Linked DNA regions of Homo sapiens: region 1 is linked to region 2. The links are chromatin loops, found by intact Hi-C in ENCODE. Cell type or tissue: CD4-positive, alpha-beta T cell. All regions are shown on one strand. Each heading gives the region's core, and the rest is flanking DNA. Links, peaks and the distances in the headings are about the cores only.

Evidence for each region. A loop is a pair of places that touch in the nucleus more often than their neighbours do. Peaks named below come from ENCODE experiments on the same cell type or tissue, not always from the same donor. Only the 100,000 strongest peaks of a DNase experiment are listed, where the experiment ranks them.
Region 1: it touches region 2 in a loop (2.1-fold over the local background); 1 of 110 quality-filtered maps calls a loop at or near these places.

Annotation. Positions count from the first base shown.
Region 1 is chr11:128,362,848-128,371,939 of GRCh38, reverse strand. No RefSeq gene overlaps it. Among named protein-coding and RNA genes, the nearest start is that of MIR6090, 150 kb to the left of the region's middle. RefSeq lists an enhancer at 4,127-4,216. In CD4-positive, alpha-beta T cell, for the core only: no CTCF peak of the experiment used is centred there; DNase peaks (open chromatin) are centred at 4,149 and 6,619; H3K4me3 peaks cover 567 bases.
Region 2 is chr11:128,180,127-128,189,218 of GRCh38, reverse strand. It overlaps LINC02725 (long intergenic non-protein coding RNA 2725), which reads right to left. Exons shown (of 6, transcript NR_183639.1): 5 at 8,596-8,759; 6 at 5,663-6,418. Among named protein-coding and RNA genes, the nearest start is that of LINC02098, 24 kb to the left of the region's middle. In CD4-positive, alpha-beta T cell, for the core only: no CTCF peak of the experiment used is centred there; no DNase peak of the experiment used is centred there.

The DNA.
Region 1 (9,092 bases), core at 1,953-6,952, 180 kb before region 2:
TTTTTTTTTTCAGAGTCAAAATATCTCTCAAATGCTCAGTTCTGAACTAACAGAAAAACAGCAGGAGGATAAAAAAAAAACAAGGCTGAATTTCAGTCACACAGATCTCAGCAAGAAGCAAAAATAAACTCTTTAAATGATGTTCCTTTTGCACGGCTCCCAGAGGCAGGTTTGGTAAGAAATAGTTTGAAAGTATACATATTCATTCCCACTTCCCCCAACCTCTACTTTGCCCTGCTCTGTCTCTGTTGATCTTGTAACTTTTTCCATGTTAATTAAAGATTCCTGGGACTTCACTCTTTTTTTCCCTTCTCTGGGAGCCACCTAAGAACACAAATATTGAAACAGTAGCAGTCAGCTAATTTTGCATTATTCTAAATTAAGGAAAATATTCTAATTTAAGGAAAACTTCTAGATCACCTAGGAGTTTAATGGTTCAAGCTCCCCCTTTATCTGTGGAATCTAGAAAAAAGCAGTGACTGTCTGTTGACACAACTAGTTTGTAACAAAGCTGTGGTGGATCATAGGTCTAAGACCAGTACAGTTGTCCCCCAATCCCCCATGCTACCCTTTCATCCCAAATTAAAATAAGACAGTTTCCCTCGTAACTCACCAGTGCAGTAAATCCCATGCTATGGCATAGAGTGAGACAGCTTCAACCATGACATGAGCGTTATGTAGTTGGGGTGGGGGGGGGTCTTACAAGTTCAGCAGCTGAGAAAAATTAAGGGGAGAATTGAAAATTGTCTCCAGCTGGGCGTTAGCATGTGCTAAACAGGGTTTTGATGTTAAAGGGTTTTAAGTGCGTGACTGGTACACCTCAGGGCAAGGCCCACTCTTCCCCGAGAATCTGTTCTTGCTTTTCTTTCTTTTCTTGTCTAATCAGTCCCATTCAGTTTTCAATTCTCTTTCTCACTTTGCAAAGTGCCAGACAAATTACTGGTATCCTCTATGAACCTCTGGTTTCTTTTTTGTTTTTGAACTCATACCCCCTTAAGAATATTTCAGGGTAAGCATTGCTCAAAACACATTTTATAAATTTTTAGGAACATAATTAAAGCAAAGACCTTTGTATAACTTTTATGACTCTTGATGTTCCACATTCTAATTCTCTTCGGGATGTGCATATTTTCTTAATGTTGTCCTCTTATTGTTTCTCCGAAACTCTTTTTACTCTTCAGTTTCAACAACATATCTTCTGAACTATAGGTTGTTTTAAATATTAGGATTATCAGTACAAACTTGGTGATACTCAACTGTTTCTGAATGACAAAGAGGGCAACTTCATTCGGTTTAACCTAATGTTTTGTAAAGCCATCTGGAATACACAAAGTCTCATCTGAGCAGAGACATTTTTTAAAGTAGAGAAACTATGTAGAAAAACCATGATCTTTACTGAACATTATAATGTAGAAATTTAAATATTTTAAGAAAATTTTTGTTTAAAATGTATTTTTGTGGTTTGCTTATGGTAGGTGATATGGTTTTTCTGTGTCCCCACCCAAACCTCATCTTGAATTGTAGCTCCCATAATTCCCATGTGTTGTGGGAGGTACCCAGTGGGAGGTAATTGAATCATGGGAGTGGTTTCCCCCATACTGTTCTTGTGGTAGTGAATAAGTCACATGAGATCCATGGTTTTTATAAGGGATTGCTTTTTTTGCGTGGTTCTCATTCTCTCTTGTCTGGTACCATGTAAGATGTGACTTTCACCTCCTGCCATGATTGTGAGGCCTCCCCAGCCACATGGAACTGTAAGTCCATTAAACTTCTTTTTCTTTATAAATTACCCAGTCTCGAGAGTGTCTTTATCAGCAATGTGAAAATGGACTAATACAGTAGGAGTGATATATGTCTCAGTTTCAACAGTCTCCAGGTTTTGCCTTTTGCTCGGCATCCTAGCTAGTTTAGCATTAGCTCTGGATTTTTTATTCTCTAACAAAGCATTAGTATTAATGGTTGCACTAAACTGATAGGACCACATTGTTGGGTTGAGTTTGGGAGACCTCCACTTTGTACCCAAGGGTTCTGCTGTGAGCTCTTCTAGTCTATATGAGACTCACACATAGTGAAAGGAGGTCTCAGCTTGACATGTAGTTAAGGCCCTCTTTCTGGATACAGCTAATTAATGCTTCCATTTCAAGGGAGGAATGCCAGATGCTCAATGATATAATAAAGCGTGTTTAGATACGAGCAGTGTGGGGTAGCTAATTCTTTCTGGCCGTGAGTGGAGCTGGGAGAAGCTCTGGAAGTTGCTGTGCTCATGGACCCTTGCTTCACTAGCCAGTTGTGACATGGCCTGAGAGACGTGTGAGGCTGTCAGGCTTCCAGTCAGCAGGATCGACCGCAAGGGTGGGAAATTCTATTAGACGGACATGATATAGAAGCCAAGCAGTCCTGTACACTCTACAGCGTATAGAGAATGGAGTGAGTCGTGTGCATGATTTTGCTATGGTATTTTTGCTACTTATTGTATGGTATAGATCTATAGCCACTATTTCATTGCTTTGTAATACTTTTTTATTTTTGCAATAAACCCTTTTGACAGAAATAAGTTAAAAAATAATCAAAATGCCTGTTTAATAACAGTTTAAGTACTAAGTTTTCATTCTCAAGAAAGTTGGTGATGACTCTGTAACTTGCACCAAGTATTTGTCCAGGGGCACCATCTACCCCGGAGGCTGTGGTGCTCTCACTGACCACATAGAAACAAGAACACACAAATCTGCTGAAGTGGCATCAGCATCTCCTAGAAAATTAGTAGTTATTTTAAGAAGATGGTACCTGAAGACAATAATTTAGTATCTGTAGTTCTAGAAGGTGCTTTTTACGTATAATGCTTGAAGCTTGACTTTTCATGTATGGTTTTAAATGGCTGTTCTTCCAATTTAATTTCTTTTTGTTTTTAATTCCAAGTTTTTCTGCAGGCATAATACAAAAACCAAAGTAATAGCAACTATTGTGTTGGCCCCATGTAGAGAATAAAATATTCACTAGCAGTTACATGTTGCCAATTTTATATTAGTATATTCTACCAAGTTTCTTATCTGAATGACAGAAGACAAAAATGTTATTTGAGAGATATTTTCTCAATTCTGCCAAGATGGTATATAAGGAATACTATTCTCATGTGCACAAGAAAAGTTTTTGATACATATAATGAATGCCTTAGAGCATTAGAGCTAATAGGTAAATTTAAATTTTTTGTTATAAATTTTAAATATAAAAAAATATAAATAAAAAGATGTCCTTTTCTACCTGCCATCAATTTTACAAATGTTTAAATTTTATATTAATTGACCTGAATGTCTTATAAAGTTATTACATGGTTTTTTATAAATAAGTTCTCTGAAATTTAATTGTGTTTTGGTCCAAGTCATTTGGGAATCTTTCTTTAATTAAAAAAATTTTTTTTTTGAGAGAGGGTCTACTTTTGTGGCCCAGGTTGGAGTGTGTTGGTTTAATCAAAGTTCACTGCAGCCTTGAACTCCTGGACTCAAGCAGTCTTCCTGACTCAGCCTCCTGAGCATCTGGGACTACAGGTATATGACACCATGCCTGGCTAAGTTTTTAAATTTTACCATAACTTTAAATGATTTGCATACAACAAAACTTTACCTTTTGAAGATTTTAGAAAACTGCAATTACTAAAAACAAAATTTGCAAGCAGAAATATCTTGAAAATAAAAAATACAGAAGAGGAACTGACTTTGAATACAAATGCAGGGGCTTACCTGGTCAAATGAGACTGAGAGCTCAAATAGAAGCTCTAATTCTGAAATTCAATGGAAATTTGAAATATACCTATTTGGGGGAAGATTTTTTAAATGGAACTTTTATTTTTAATTAGATGCACTTATATTCTCTAAAAGAATGGAATTAAGTTGAGATGACTTATAATTTTACAGCATTTACATTCTGTGAGACATTGAAAAATTATAAATAGAGATATGTTATTTGAAAGGTTTGAGCCTATAAAACATTTGTCAAATAAAGTAATTTGGGCTGGGTGCATTGGCTCCCACCTGTAGTCCCAGCACTTTGGGAGGCCGAGACAGGCTGATCGCTTGAGCTTACGAGACCAGCCTGGGTAACATGGCAAAACCCTCGTCTCTACCAAAACGAAAACGAAAGTGAGAACAAAAACAAAAACAAAAATTATCCGGGGGTGGTGGTGCGTGCCTGTCATCCTAGCTACTCGGGAAGCTGAGGCGAGAGGGTGGTTTCAGCCTGGGAGGCAGAGGTTGCATTGAGACTAGATTGCACTCCTTCACTCCAGCCTGGGTGATAGAGCCAGATCTTGTAAAAAAGTAAAATAAAATAAAATAAAATAATTTGGTTGGAATCCAAAAGCAGAAACTTTAAGAATCTTTGAGCTGAAATGCTTACATATTTCCTTGTAAAAAAATTAGAATTAAGAATATCCCCTCTTTAGCAGAATTTGTTCTTAATTCCCCTAAGCACTTACAGTGTTTTCTCAATAAAAAGTAAAATGGGCTAAAAGAAGAATTGATAATGCCAGTAATTACAAGTTGATGAAATGAAAATTCAGCTTTTAAGCAGATTGTAGAAAACTTTAAGGAAAAACTGAAAAATAACAGTACTAACTTAATAAAATATATATTCTTCAAAAAAATACTCCTGACACAGTTTTAGAGGCAGCTATGACTAATAAACTGATTAAAGTATATAAATATATGCCAAGTATATATTACTTTGCTTATGTTTTTAATATTCAGAAAATTAATATAAAGTTATCTCTATCTTTATTTTAATTAATTTATTTTTTGAGATGAGGGTCTTACTATTGCTCAGGCTGGCCTTGAACTCCTGGGCTCAAATGATTCTCCAGCCTAAGCCTCCTGAGTAGCTGGGCTCACAACATGCACCACCGCCTCCGGCTAATATAAAGAAGTTTTTTAATTTTTGCTTCAGTGCATATAAATAGATGATATTTTTGTCTTTTAGAAAGATTTTTTGGAAGTCTTTTTTAATTGAATTATGTTTACATATCTACCAATATTATACAACCAATTATTAAATCAAGGCATAACCTGTGGAACAATTTTCCTCTTCCTTTCCAATGGGCTATGTTCTCCCCTTTCTTCACTGCCATTTCCAGCTTGATCTGACCCGGAAGAATTTCTCTGAACCTTTTATCCATTATGGAGCATCCATCATCTGAATCACATACTGCCTGTAGCTTTCAGTGGTATACAACATGTTTCATAGCTTTTGTGTCCTTAAGTAAGGTTGATGCTCAAAATGTGTATTGTTGGCAATATGACCACACCATATTGAAGGAAGAAATGATAGACAGTCTAGTTCTAGATAAAGGACAGGATGGTATACAAATAAAATGTATGGCTGTGGCAAATCATGGGTTGTTAAAATCCTCTTTCTAGCAGCGGTTAAAACTTGAAATAGTTTTAGTGTTACAGATGACGTGAAAAGTTGGGTGGTGGGAGGACTTCTTTAGTTGGCCAAAAAGGATGAAAGGCAGGGCTAGGAAAAAGATATGTAAGAATATAAGAATTGAGAATAGATGTGTTCTAGAATAATCACATTGGTAAAGATGGTATTTTCGAAGCCTGTTAGGAAAAACAATGTCAAAATCAAGGACATTAACAAAAAAGAAGAAGAGCTTTATTGCAATAGGAAATTGGGGAAGAGAGGAAATGGAAATGAGTTTTGAAAAAGTATATTTATTTTGACAGCATTTCACCTTAGCAGAGCCTAAAATGTGATGCGTTAATGTTTATAAACAAAAACTGACGCAGAAGGAAAATCGGCAATACAGTGGTAATGCAGAAAGGAAAGGATGGATTGTTGTAAGTAATATTACATAACAAAGTTTTCAAAGGGGCTTCTTGGAGTACATCACTTCTAGTATCAGCTTTCAGAAGCAACAACAACAGAAGGCCCTAGTGATTTTAAAATGAAGTTATTGATAGAAATATGTGCTGGAAATCAAGGCACAATTACCGTTCAAAGATGTATTATTATGTTAAGAATACTTTGAATCAATCATATTTTTGTACATCTATGATAATGTCTTAAAGGGAATGTAAGCTCCCATTTCCTGTATGTGAGGCACGTTACTTGGAAATACTGGTTTTCTGACATCTTTATGTCCCAACTATCTACAGAAATATTAAAAAACGCAAATATATAAGTAGATAAGATAGAGTTTAAACCTCATCTAGGCATGGAAAACATGGAAAGAATGATACATGTTCCTTCTGGATCACGGTTTCTGATTACGAAGGGTGAGAGAGGAGAGAAAGTTAACTCTGGCAAATAAATATCTTGAAAGTCTGATAAGCTTCTTGGCTTCTCTTATTTTAAAAAATAATTATTAGGAGGAAGCTAGGAAACCTCGGTATGTTGTAGAAAGGACTTTCAGAATCAGACTTAGGAGACTTGAAATTTTTTTCCTGCACTAGATAGTGACCTTGAACAATGTAATACCCCTCTGGGTCCTAATTTCTTCACCTCTCAATAAAGGAGTTTGAGCCCAATGACAGTTAATACGATTTCTGACACAGGATTTTAAAACCCATGTAGCGATAATATGACGCAGTTATCCCAATGAGAAGATGCAAGTGGTAGAGCTGATGAGAGCAAAGGAACTGTCCAGGGTGCTTAGAAACATATGGGTCCATTCATGCTCTGGAGTTATGACCAGAAGCCACAATATGACTCCATCTGTTATTGATCTAGCATTTCTACTATGTTAAATACACAGTAAGTTACTTTGTCAGTATCAAGTGGATATAATTCAATAAGAGATCAATTTCCTTTTGTTTAAGGGGATAAATTACATATTTAGAGTCACCTCTGTTCTGTCTCCAATTTGTTGCTGATCTTTAGACCAGTCATTTCATTTATTCATTATTTGGAGCAGGGAATCCTGACAGTTTTCATGGCAATATTGATTTTTCAAGAGTCATACTTGATTTTTCAAGAGTCATCTTAGGAGATATGAGAATGCGCACTTCACATCCTGCCTCTTGTTTAACCTTGTTTAACATGTAGGAGGGAGAGAGACTTTGAAAAACAAGCATTTGACCATGGCTTAAAAATAAAGATAAAGGAAAGGGGAAAAGGAAGACATGTAAGGCAGATGAGGAGAGTTAATTATAATTAAGCAAGCCTCAGTGGCTGAACCAGGCTATGTTGAAAGTGGTTGGGGGTGTATGGGGAGGGGGTGGTTAAACTAGTTTGTCACAGCACGACCTTCTGCCCCAGCACTTGCTGCCACAGCTTCTTGCTCATAAGCTACCTTGCTGCAGAAATGGAGAGGAGCATGAGACTGTGATGCTGGCAAGTCGTAGTGAAATGTAAATCTACTGGGTGAAAAGAGAGGAGGTGTGAGCTCCTTGGAGCTGAGATACTTGTACCAATTCTATGTCCTGAAACTACTCTTGTGCCTGTTGCTTCTTCCCGGTTCTTCCTTCATCTCATGCCCTTCTGATCTTTTTTATTCTGTGTTCTATGCTGAATTTTAAGTCACAGTTTTCATCCCATGGGCTCTGGGGCATTGGATTGTTGTGAGAATGAGTGGCTTTTCCCCCAGTTAATCCTCTCACTGGCCCCAGGCCTGAGCTGCCTTTTCACTCTTGCATGCACAAGTGGCAGCCAGGAATTCAGTCTGGTAATTATCACAGCACCAATAGCCTCTAATTAATGCTTCTCCATTTCAGGCCTTATAGCCGACTCACCATTTTTGTAAAGCTCACATAGAGGACTCCATGGTTTGCTGGACTTGGAGGGATATCCAATGTACTAATACCACATCAAACTCAGAGTTATTCCTTCTTTTCAGTGACTGAGACTTTATTTCTTGGCCTGCCTAACTCTTTCTTCTCTTGAGAAGTGTTTTCTCCCAAGATGCTCATGAGATCCTCATGCAAATAAACTTCTGGTAGGCAAAGTTCAAATACACCAGTTACGCACCCAGATATATGTCCTGAAATACCAGCATCCCAGTAATTGTCTAGTTCAGGTTCAAGGTGTATCCCTATATGAAAGAAATATTCTCCTCCAGGACAGAGCAAAGGGCATGTTGACAGCAGACTTTCAAGTTGCTAAATTTGCCAGGATCAATATTTAAGCTAAGGGCTGTAAGCTAGGAATCTGGCTATAGGTTCAGTGTGACAGAGGATATATTTAGTCAAGTGTGATGCCCCAAATAACAGTAATGTCATTGAGGTAATGCTGTTATGGCACAGAAGATCTCACGGAAGGGTTTGGTAAAAACTAGACAGTGTCAGGACACCAGCTTCTTAGAGAAGGATTTTGGTCTCAGGAGAGGATTTAGAGAATGCACAAGGTAAGGAAGTCTAGCCACGGGGACTTAGGAAATGGAGAAAATGAATAGGAAGTAACCAGATAGACTCATAGGTACCAGGACTCTTCCCAGGTACACTGGATTCCAGGTTACAGCAGGACCAAAGAGAGGGTAGGTAAAAGATGACTTAGAAATTCTGGGAATGTATGAACAGAAGATTTATGTTTCTGTGTACTTAGCCTGGGAACAAATGTGAAGAAACATTTTGAAGAAAGATATTTAGCTCATTTCTCACCACTTTGAGCTTAAGCCTTTTATAGCGTAGTCAAAAGAGACTGTATAGTAGGTGGTCAAAAATATGGGTTTGGATTTTGCTTGAGAAAAGATGGGATTGTTTGATACCCTGCATACTATCTTTTAAAAAATTTTCCTCCTACTTTCATGTTTCTTGTTGTGTTTTTTCCCCCTTATTTAAACTACTTCTTATATAATTACTGAGTTTTCTAGGTATTTTGTAATTGGAAGGTTTTCAGATAATCAGTTTGATATGTTGTTGGAAGTGGCTTTGGCATTCATGGGCACTTAATAATAACACTATTAGGTAAGTGAATAAACCAAAGCTGAACATAAGGATTGCACATAAGGGGAAGATTCAGATGAAAGTCTCGGCAACATGGGCTGATAGAAAAGTCTAAATAAGTGGAAGGCAACCAGTGCTGGGCTGGGTGACAGAAAGTAAGGGGGGTGCTGTCACATGGTAGAAGTGGTCCCTCTGATGGGGGTCCGCAGGTGAGCAGGA
Region 2 (9,092 bases), core at 1,923-6,922:
ATACTATATATGTATACATAATTACATATAAAAACATGCATAATTACATGCGTATATGTATATATAATTTTATATCACATATAATTAATAACTACTATATACGAGGCACTTTGCAGTGTCTCAATTGGAGATACATTTGTCATTTGGAAACATGGGCAGGGACAATGGAAATTGTAGAAGTCAAGCAAAGTGTCTCAGCCAAATATGTTTTCCATAATTCCTTGCAAGTCTGTTCCCAGGCCTTCGCTTTCTCTGTGTGCCAAAGTGACCCTGCTGGGAAAATGGACCATGGAGACAACTGGAATGACTTTCACAGTGGGACTCGGGTTTTACCCTTGTCCTTAATAGCATATAAAAGCCTAGGCTGAGTTCAAAGGCAGGGAACATCAATCTTCGATAACACACATTTTTTAGGGTAGTGTGAGGAGTCAGGAATGTGTGACATGATGTGCGGGGCTGGGATGTGAGGTGGCTGCTGCTGGAGACGTGCCTCACGTTACATAAGAAGCACTTGCTTTCTCCAGAGCTGGACGTTGAACCAGCCTTATGAATGCTGAATGAAGCTGCAGTCCACACTTCTGAGGGAAGGGTGAGGTTTTAGAACACTTCAGGACATCCTGGCTGGTGGAATTCAGGTATTTCTGAAAGCCTCACATCACAGAGCACAGTCAACAGGGCAGCTGAGTTTTGAAGCCAGGCATTCCAAGTTAGATTTCTTTCATCCACATTCCTAGAGACACAGCCAATTCTCCCTCTGTCGGGAAGAGCTGCCTCCTTGTCCTCTTCCTGCCATCCTGCCTGACTTGTCTCCATGCCCTTGACACCTCAGAGGTTACAGGGTTCCTTCTCTAGAATACGTGTTTGTTTGTTTTTCCCTGGCTCAAAGCTTAGGTAGAGGCCCATCCTGTGAACTCAGTGACCCGCCCCTTTACTGTGTAACAGCATTTTTACATGATCATTTTTGCTTGTCTGCCTCAGCCCCTGAATTTATTCTTTGGGTTGTGTCTCTAGTGCCTAACATGGTGCCTGGCAATAGCAGATGTGAAAAAATGCTCATTCACTCTCAGATGAATCAATGCCTGCAGTCTCCCAGAGCATCAGTCTATGCTAACATATGTGGCCTTCTGGGAGCCTTTGCCTTCAGTTCCTATGGAAACTGGGTGCTGCATTTCACTTAATGTAGAACATCTGAAAACAGGCCTTGTGGGAGGAGCCCTGGAGTGCAGGACAATGAATGGCTCATTAGTGTCAGTGAAACTTCCCTCCATGTGCAATTGCGTACACCATTAGCATCTGGTCCTGAATAAGTGGGGGACTCCAACAGATGTTCCAAAGGCTCCATGGCTAGCTTTCTCCTCATTCACAAAATTGTGTTCCCTGCTACTCCCCTATTGGCCTGTAGAACAAGAAAGTGATCTTCTGAAGAACCCTAACTCTGTGTCCCTTGAAATAAACCAGGTTCCTCTCCTCATTGCAGCTTCTGGAGGGAAAGAGACGAGAGAAAAGATGGATAAATAAGCATAAGTGACAGAGCTAGATATCTATGTTGGGCACAGAGCTGCTGCTGCTGCTGTGTGTGTGTGTGTGTGTATTTCACATTGTATTAGTTTGTTAGGACTGTTGTAGCAAAGTTCCATAAATACCTTGTGGTTTAAATACCAGGTGGCTTAAACAACAGAATTTTGGCTTCCCTGTTCTAGAGGCTGGAAGTCTGACATCAAGGTTATCAGCAGGGTTGGTTGCCGGTTCCTTCTGAGGGCTGCGAGGCAGAATCTGCTCCATACTTCTCTCCTAGCTTCATGCGTTCCTTGGCTTGTAGACAGACATCTTCTCTCTGTGTCTTCACTTAATTTTTGCTCTGTACATACCTGTCTCTGTATCTCCCAGTTGATATGGGGTCATTATAGTGAGCTGTAATCCAATATTATTGGCTCCCCTTGAAGGGACCCCATATCAACTTAATCATCTGCAAAAGCCCTATTTCAAATAAGTTCACACTCACAGATAAGGGGCTTAGGATTTCAACATCTTTTTGAGGGACACGATTTAATCCATAACACATATTAAATTATTTCAGGCCATTTTAAAATAAAAGAAAACGGGCACAGAGAAGACAACAATTTTTTTTCTTTTTTTAAATTTATTATACTTTAAGTTCTGGGATACATGTGCAGAACGTGCAGGTTTGTTACATAGGTATACATGTGCCATGGTGGTTTGCTACACCCATCAACCCATCATTTACTTTAGGTATTTCTCCTAATGCTACTCCTCCCCTTGTCCCCCAGCGCTCAACAGGACCCAGTGTGTGATGTTCCCCTCCCTGTGTCCACATGTTCTCATTCTTCAACTCCTACTTATGAGTGAGAACACGTGGTGTTTGGTTTTCTGTTTCTGTGTTAGTTTGCTGAGAATGATGGTTTCCAGCTTCATTCATGTCCCTGCAAAGGACATGAACTCATCATTTTTTATGGCTGCATAGTATTCCAAGTCTTTGCTATTGTGAATAGTGCTGCAATAAACATACGTGTACATGTGTCTTTATAGTAGAATGATTTATTATCCTTTTGGTATATACCCAGTAATGGGATTGCTGGATCAAATGATATTTCTAGTTCTAGATCCCTGAGGAATCACCACACTATCTTCCACAATGGTTGAACTAATTTACACTCCCACCAACAGTGTAAAAGCATTCCTATTTCTCTACACCCTCTCCAGCATCTGTTGTTTTCTGACTTTTCAATGATCGCCATTCTAACTGTCATGAGACGGTATCTCGTTGTGGTTTTGATTTGCATTTCTCTAATGACAAGTGATGATGAGCTTTTTTTCATATGTTTGTTGGCCACATAAATGTCTTCTTTTGAAAAGTGTCTGTTCATACCCTTCACGCACTTTTTGATGGGGTTGTTTTTTTCTTGTAAATTTGTTTAAGTTCCTTTTAGGTTCTGGATATTAGCCCTTTGTCAGGTGGATAGATTGAAAACATTTTCTCTAATTCTGTAGGTTGTCTGTTTACTCTGATGATAGTTTATTTTGCTGTGCAGAAACTCTAGGTTAATTAGATCCCATTTGTCACTTTTTGGCTGTTGTTGCAATTGCTTTTGGTGTTTTAGTCATGAAGTCTTTGCCCATGCCTATGTCCTGAATGGTATTGTCTAGGTTTTTTTCTATGGTTTTTATGGTTAATGTTACAATATTATATTGAACTGAAATTGGGTCTGCTAGATTTTGATCTCCTGACTTTTACATTATTTTATGCTATTGGGAGGAGAGAGTGAGAGGGAAGTTATGTCATAAAGAAGTTTGTCCATTCAATAAAATGGCAAAGCCTAGGCAACATCACATAAAAGTGGGAAAAGCCATCGTCTGTTAAATTGTTTCTTTTCTTACTCGTTTATTTTTACCTCATGTTTTATTTTGAACCAAGATTAACACTACTGACCCTAGTCAAAACTTTTTTCACTTATTCATCCTACAAATATTAATCGAGCATCTACCATTGGCCTAGGAGACTTCTAGGAGGTAAAAGTACTGCAGTAAGCCACACATATCCCTGCTGTCATGAAACTTGGATTCTGTTGTGTAGGGATGGTCAAGAAAAGAGATATCATTCATTTATACTTTCATTGTTGATATTTATATTTATTTCCTGATGGTAAAATATCAGGTCATGAATAAGCTAAAGCCAGATACAGGGATAGAAGGCTACTGGGAATAACATAGGCTGGTAAGGCAAGGGGTCTCTGAGAGAGTCCTGAGGAAGTGTGGATAGGAGCCTGTATTAGTCTGTTCTCATGCTGCTGATAAAGACATACCCAAGACCAGGTAATTTACAAAGGAAAGAGGTTTAATGGACTCACAGTTCCACGTGGCTGGGGAGGCTTCACAATCACGGTGGGCGGCAAAGGAGGAGAAAAGGCACATCTTACATGGCAACAGGCGAGAGAGAGAGCATGTGCAGGGAAACTCCCCTTTATAAAAACCATCAGATCTTGTGAGACTTATACCACTATCATGAGAACAGTATGGGGGAAACACCTGCTCTCATGAATCAGTTACTTTCCACTGGGTCCCTCCCATGACGTGGGAATTATGAGAGCTACAATTCGAGATCTGGGTGGGGACACAGCCAAACCATATCAGGGCCACAGGTGACCATGCAAATAACATTTCAATATGGAGCAACGAATCAGTGCAAGCCCCCAAGGCAGGAGCATGCTTGGCAGGTTTCCAGAAACAAAGCAGAATGAGCCCTGGCACCATGATTTAATTCGGTAGTAAGGGCTACTGAGAAAGAAGGACCCTATTTAGCCAAGGAGTAGACTCCGGAAAATGCAAGGCAAGTTGAATGGAAGGAGAGGAATCACACAGAGCATAGAGCAGAGGTTATGAAATAAGAGAAAATATCCATCACAATGATGACCTTCTTTGGTCATCAGAACCAGAACACTGAAGTTATCATTGCGTTTTCACTGTCCTTGATTCCATTAACTAAACTGGCCGTGAACTTTTGCCAGTTTTACTCTAAGATTTTCCTCCTATCTATCCTTTCTTTCTGGTCACCCATCCCTGCATTTATTAGTACTCTTCAGGTCATTGTTCTTTTCCCAAGTTTATCCTTCACAATCCTACTCATCTTCCATGTGTTTCCACTGCATAAATGCCACTCTCTGCCCTTAAAATATAAACTCATAGCCCTTTCCCTACAATTCTGAACTTGTTACCACTACTCAGGTCAGCACATCCAAAGGCCCAAGAGCAGAGCAAGCAATTTAGGGTAGAGGAGTATTTGAGGACACTGGGAATATATGCCCATTAGATTGTTTCTCTTACCACTCTGGGAGATGTTCTTGCCCATTCTTAGTCCCCATATGATCCCCATCTTATTCCCATTCCCCATTGTGACCATGCTTCTCTGGCCACCATTATTTGGTCCAGTAGATGGTGCTTGGTCAAATTGGGCCAAGTAATATCTTTTAGATGGACAAATTAAATTAAGCACTAGAGAGATTCTGTTGTTTTTCTAAGAGTGTGGATCTGTAATATGTACATTTGGAAGAGATCAACCCTTTGATCTGAAGAAATAGAGAGAAACAGCAACAAGAAGAGGGTGGGGGGTGTTGGGAGGGAGGAAGAGAGAGTCAGAGAGAGAATGCACACAGTTGTACAAAAAGGAGTAAAATTGAGGAATAGAAATAGACTCCTGACAACACGTAAGTCAGTAGTTTAAATTCATTCCTAAACTTTGTCTGCTTTTTACCCCTAGATCTTGTGGGATATCGTTTTCTTCAGTTGAACTTGAATGGTTTCCATTTTGTATGTCATCAAGGGTTTGATGAAGTCAATCCTTCTTTCAGTTTTGCCCCATCCTAATGTCTGCTATTGGGCATTCTTATGTGATAGTTTGGTAAGTTGGATGGTATCATTTCTATACTTGACAGTTATGTCTAAAATATACATGATTTGTTTGCTGAAGTTAAATGTGTGTTCTTAAAGTGTCTGTCATTTGCTGCACTGGAAGAAAAGAGCAAATGAAGTCTATTTTTACAGTGGGCAGTTGTGTTTTACTTTATAAAAATGAATGATCAAATTACAAAAGAATGATTTACAACTGTTATTGAGGGTGTTAGATATTTGACCAAAAAGATAAGACCTAGGCATGCTTAAAACCTTTATGTTCACTTTCAGTTGAAAAACCAATGCAATGAAAGTAAGGCACATCTGAAAAGACAGTCTGTCAATAGAAGAGTAGGATCCCATCTGTAAATATGCACACAAATTTTCCCAAATATACACACACTACATGAAGCAATATGGGGCTGAGAGATTTGGGAAGGGTCATAGAGATGAAAGGCAAGGAGCTAGCATTTATTCAGTGCATACTGGGCACCAAGCACTTAGTACATGTGTGTTTAACAAGTTATACAATTTTCTATAAAAACCCTATTACATATGTACTAATCATCCCTTTTTGCAGAGAAAGAAATTGAGACTCAGATAATTTAAACCATTTATCCAAGACCATGTGCCTATTGGAACTAGTATTAAAACACAGATAGCTCTAATTTCAGAGTCCATGACCCTTCCCTGTCACTCTTCTGCCTTCCGGTTTCAAGCTGTGTGCCCTGACCTCCTGTGGAGTAGGAGCTTACAGATCACAGTCAGTGGATTCTTAGAATTCACTGTGGTGGCACAGTTGAATCTACAGGTTTATCTCTACTTGGTCTCAACCAGATATCTTCCACCTACATATGCTTGACTCAGTGTGCTGGGCTTCTTGTGTAAGGTTTCTTCTGGAAAAAATACTTCATTGCTTTAAGAAGTTTGAAAGCCATCATCACAAGTCCAAATAGGTAGTGTTTGTCCAAGTTTAATCCCATTTTCTCCAAGTTTAATCCCATTGCATCTAGGACTTTGAAAAGAAACAGATTATGACTTTCACTTTTTTTAAAAAAAAAAGCTTAGTTTTTTAAAAACTGAAGTGTAAATAGAGAAGATTGTCTATAGTATATGCATCAGAAAACCCCTCCTGAAACAGGGAAATCAACTTGTATACAATCAGAGTGGTAAGGAGAGCAAGGAGATAATCATTACATGACAATTACCAAATAACAACTTTTAAACTATAGGTACAGTTCCTTTATGAAGTAAGTGTGCAAAACTACAATGGCTCTAGCTTCAAAACAGTCTAAGAGCATCTAAGAATAAATACTTTCTTATTTTAAAAGGCATGCATATCCCCAAATTCAGCATCAGCAAGCAAGCAAACGAGATCTGGGTTTCTGCAAGCCACATGGTACAAAGATGGTTTGGACCTGACCCACTTTCATGGTTCTGGTTTTCCCTGTGTAGCTGTTTTCATTGCATAATTGCGTTGCTGATTGAGCGTCGGTCACCTTAGGCATTGGGCTGAGAAGCCAGGGGACACTATTGCAGAGCCTGTTGCTTATGACAGGGGTTAACATTGAAGCACCACAGAATGGTATTCAGTATGGTGGAAGCAGTCTCAGGCCTCAGGCCACAAGGGTGGAAAGCAGCTGAGCTGGGGAGGTTTTGTGGTATTGATTACAGAGTAACAGGAGAGGAGGAACTAAGGCGGAATGTGCATGTTCAAGTCCTGACCACCTAACCTCTCAGATCCTCAATGTGAAATGGCATTAATAAATGAAGTTTATAATGAGGTTAATCATCAAAAAGTTGTATTTAAAAAATAGGCCGGGTATGGGGGCTCATGCCTGTAATCCCAGCATCTTGGGAGGCCAAGGCCGGCGGATTAGCTGAGGTCAGGAGTTCGAGATCAGCCTGGCCAACATGGTGAAATCCCATCCCTACTAAAAATGCAAAAATTAGCCAGGTGTGGTAGTGGGCACCTGTAATCCCAGCTACTCTGGAGGCTGAGGCAGGAGAACTACTTGAGCCTGGGAGGTGGAGGTTGCAGTGAGATGAGATCATGTCACTGTACTGTAGCCTGGCTGACAGCAAGACTCTGTCTCAAATAAAAATAATAATAAATGACATAATGCATGCTCCTGTTTCTTTCCTCCTACTATATTCTTCACATTGTACTTTTTGTTCAATGTCTGTGTTTCCCACTGGACTATAGTTCCTGGGGTCGAATATGATGTTGTTCTTGGAGGCTGCTATATAACTGACAATCAGCCCAATGCCTTGTACAGAGATGTACCTGGACATACTTCTGCTGAACGAATGAATGAATGAGTTTAACAGTATTTTGTTAAGTATACAGAATTGTTACTTGAGCTTTTGCCATTTCTTGACTGCTAACTGGTTAATTTCTTATCCAGAGAAAACCCTCCTACTCAAAAGTTGTTTACAGGGAATGACGCCCTTGAGTCACATCACAGTGATAAAATATGTACTCGGCAATCCCTCCTCACCCCCAAACTGGCCTCTTGCAATCTCCACCACATGATGATCCCGTGACGTCTAGGAAACAGCCCATTCTGTAGAGAATAAAAAGCTGTCCATCTCTCATTGTTCCTCCTTATAACCTTCCTCTCCTGCCCTGGCTCCTCACCCCCATCCTTTTCTATTTTCTACTTCCTGATCCATCTTGTCCCCAGGCCACTACTTGAAGTATGAGCAGTCTCCCTGCCTTAGGCAATTGATAGGTCCAGGGACACCGAGGTCAGAGCACAGATTGTTTTCCAAGTGTCCCTGAAGCCCCTGTATGGTGCTGGGGAGTCAAGCCCAAGGAGGCAGTTCACAGGAAATGGGACTGAATTTGCAACAAGCGGCACAAAGTGGCACCGGATATCACCAAACAACCAAAACACTCATTGTTTTCTCCCCACCCTGTGACCCAGGCCTGGGTTTATAAAGAGACAGCAGCTGCAGTCCTGGAAATCCCAGGTGAACACTCAACAGAGGGCACTGTTAGAAGGAAGCCAGGTGCTAGGCTTTGAGTGAGGGATGTTGACTGAGATTTCTGGGGTTCCATTTTTGTCTAGAATTATGTTTGCCTAAGCAATGTGCAGGCGATAACAAGATTCTTGTGGAATTTCAGCATGGGAATGGTCCAATTGTGAGTCATTTCCTCAGTTACTTAGTCAGCAACCTGGTACTTACTGAAGGTCTTCTACATGCTGGGCACCAGGCTAGGGGTGGAGACAGACAAGGGAAGATGCTCAGCACATGAGCCTTCAGGCCAAAGTGAGCTTCTGTTCTAGTTCTCATTCTGCTTCTTACTCTCCGAGCAACCTCAAGCAGCTGTATGACCTCATGGAGACAAACTGTGAATATTAAACAGAGATAATACATATGAACATCCAGGGGCTCAATGGGATAATTTATGTATGTATCGAAGTTCCTGATTTCAAGATCTTGGTTATAGTTCTCTGCTCTTAACACTACTGCATAAGAGAATGATCTGGAGAAATTTTAAAGAATGCCAATGCCTAAGTCCCACCTCCAGAGATCCTAGGAACATTGCTCTATTTATGAAGCTTCCCACATCACTTAATGTGCAGCCAGGATTGAGGACAACTGTGTGACAAGACAAAATTAACACATGGCATAATTAGAGAAAAGTTGATCACAACATGTCTGCATTCCCTTTCAAATAA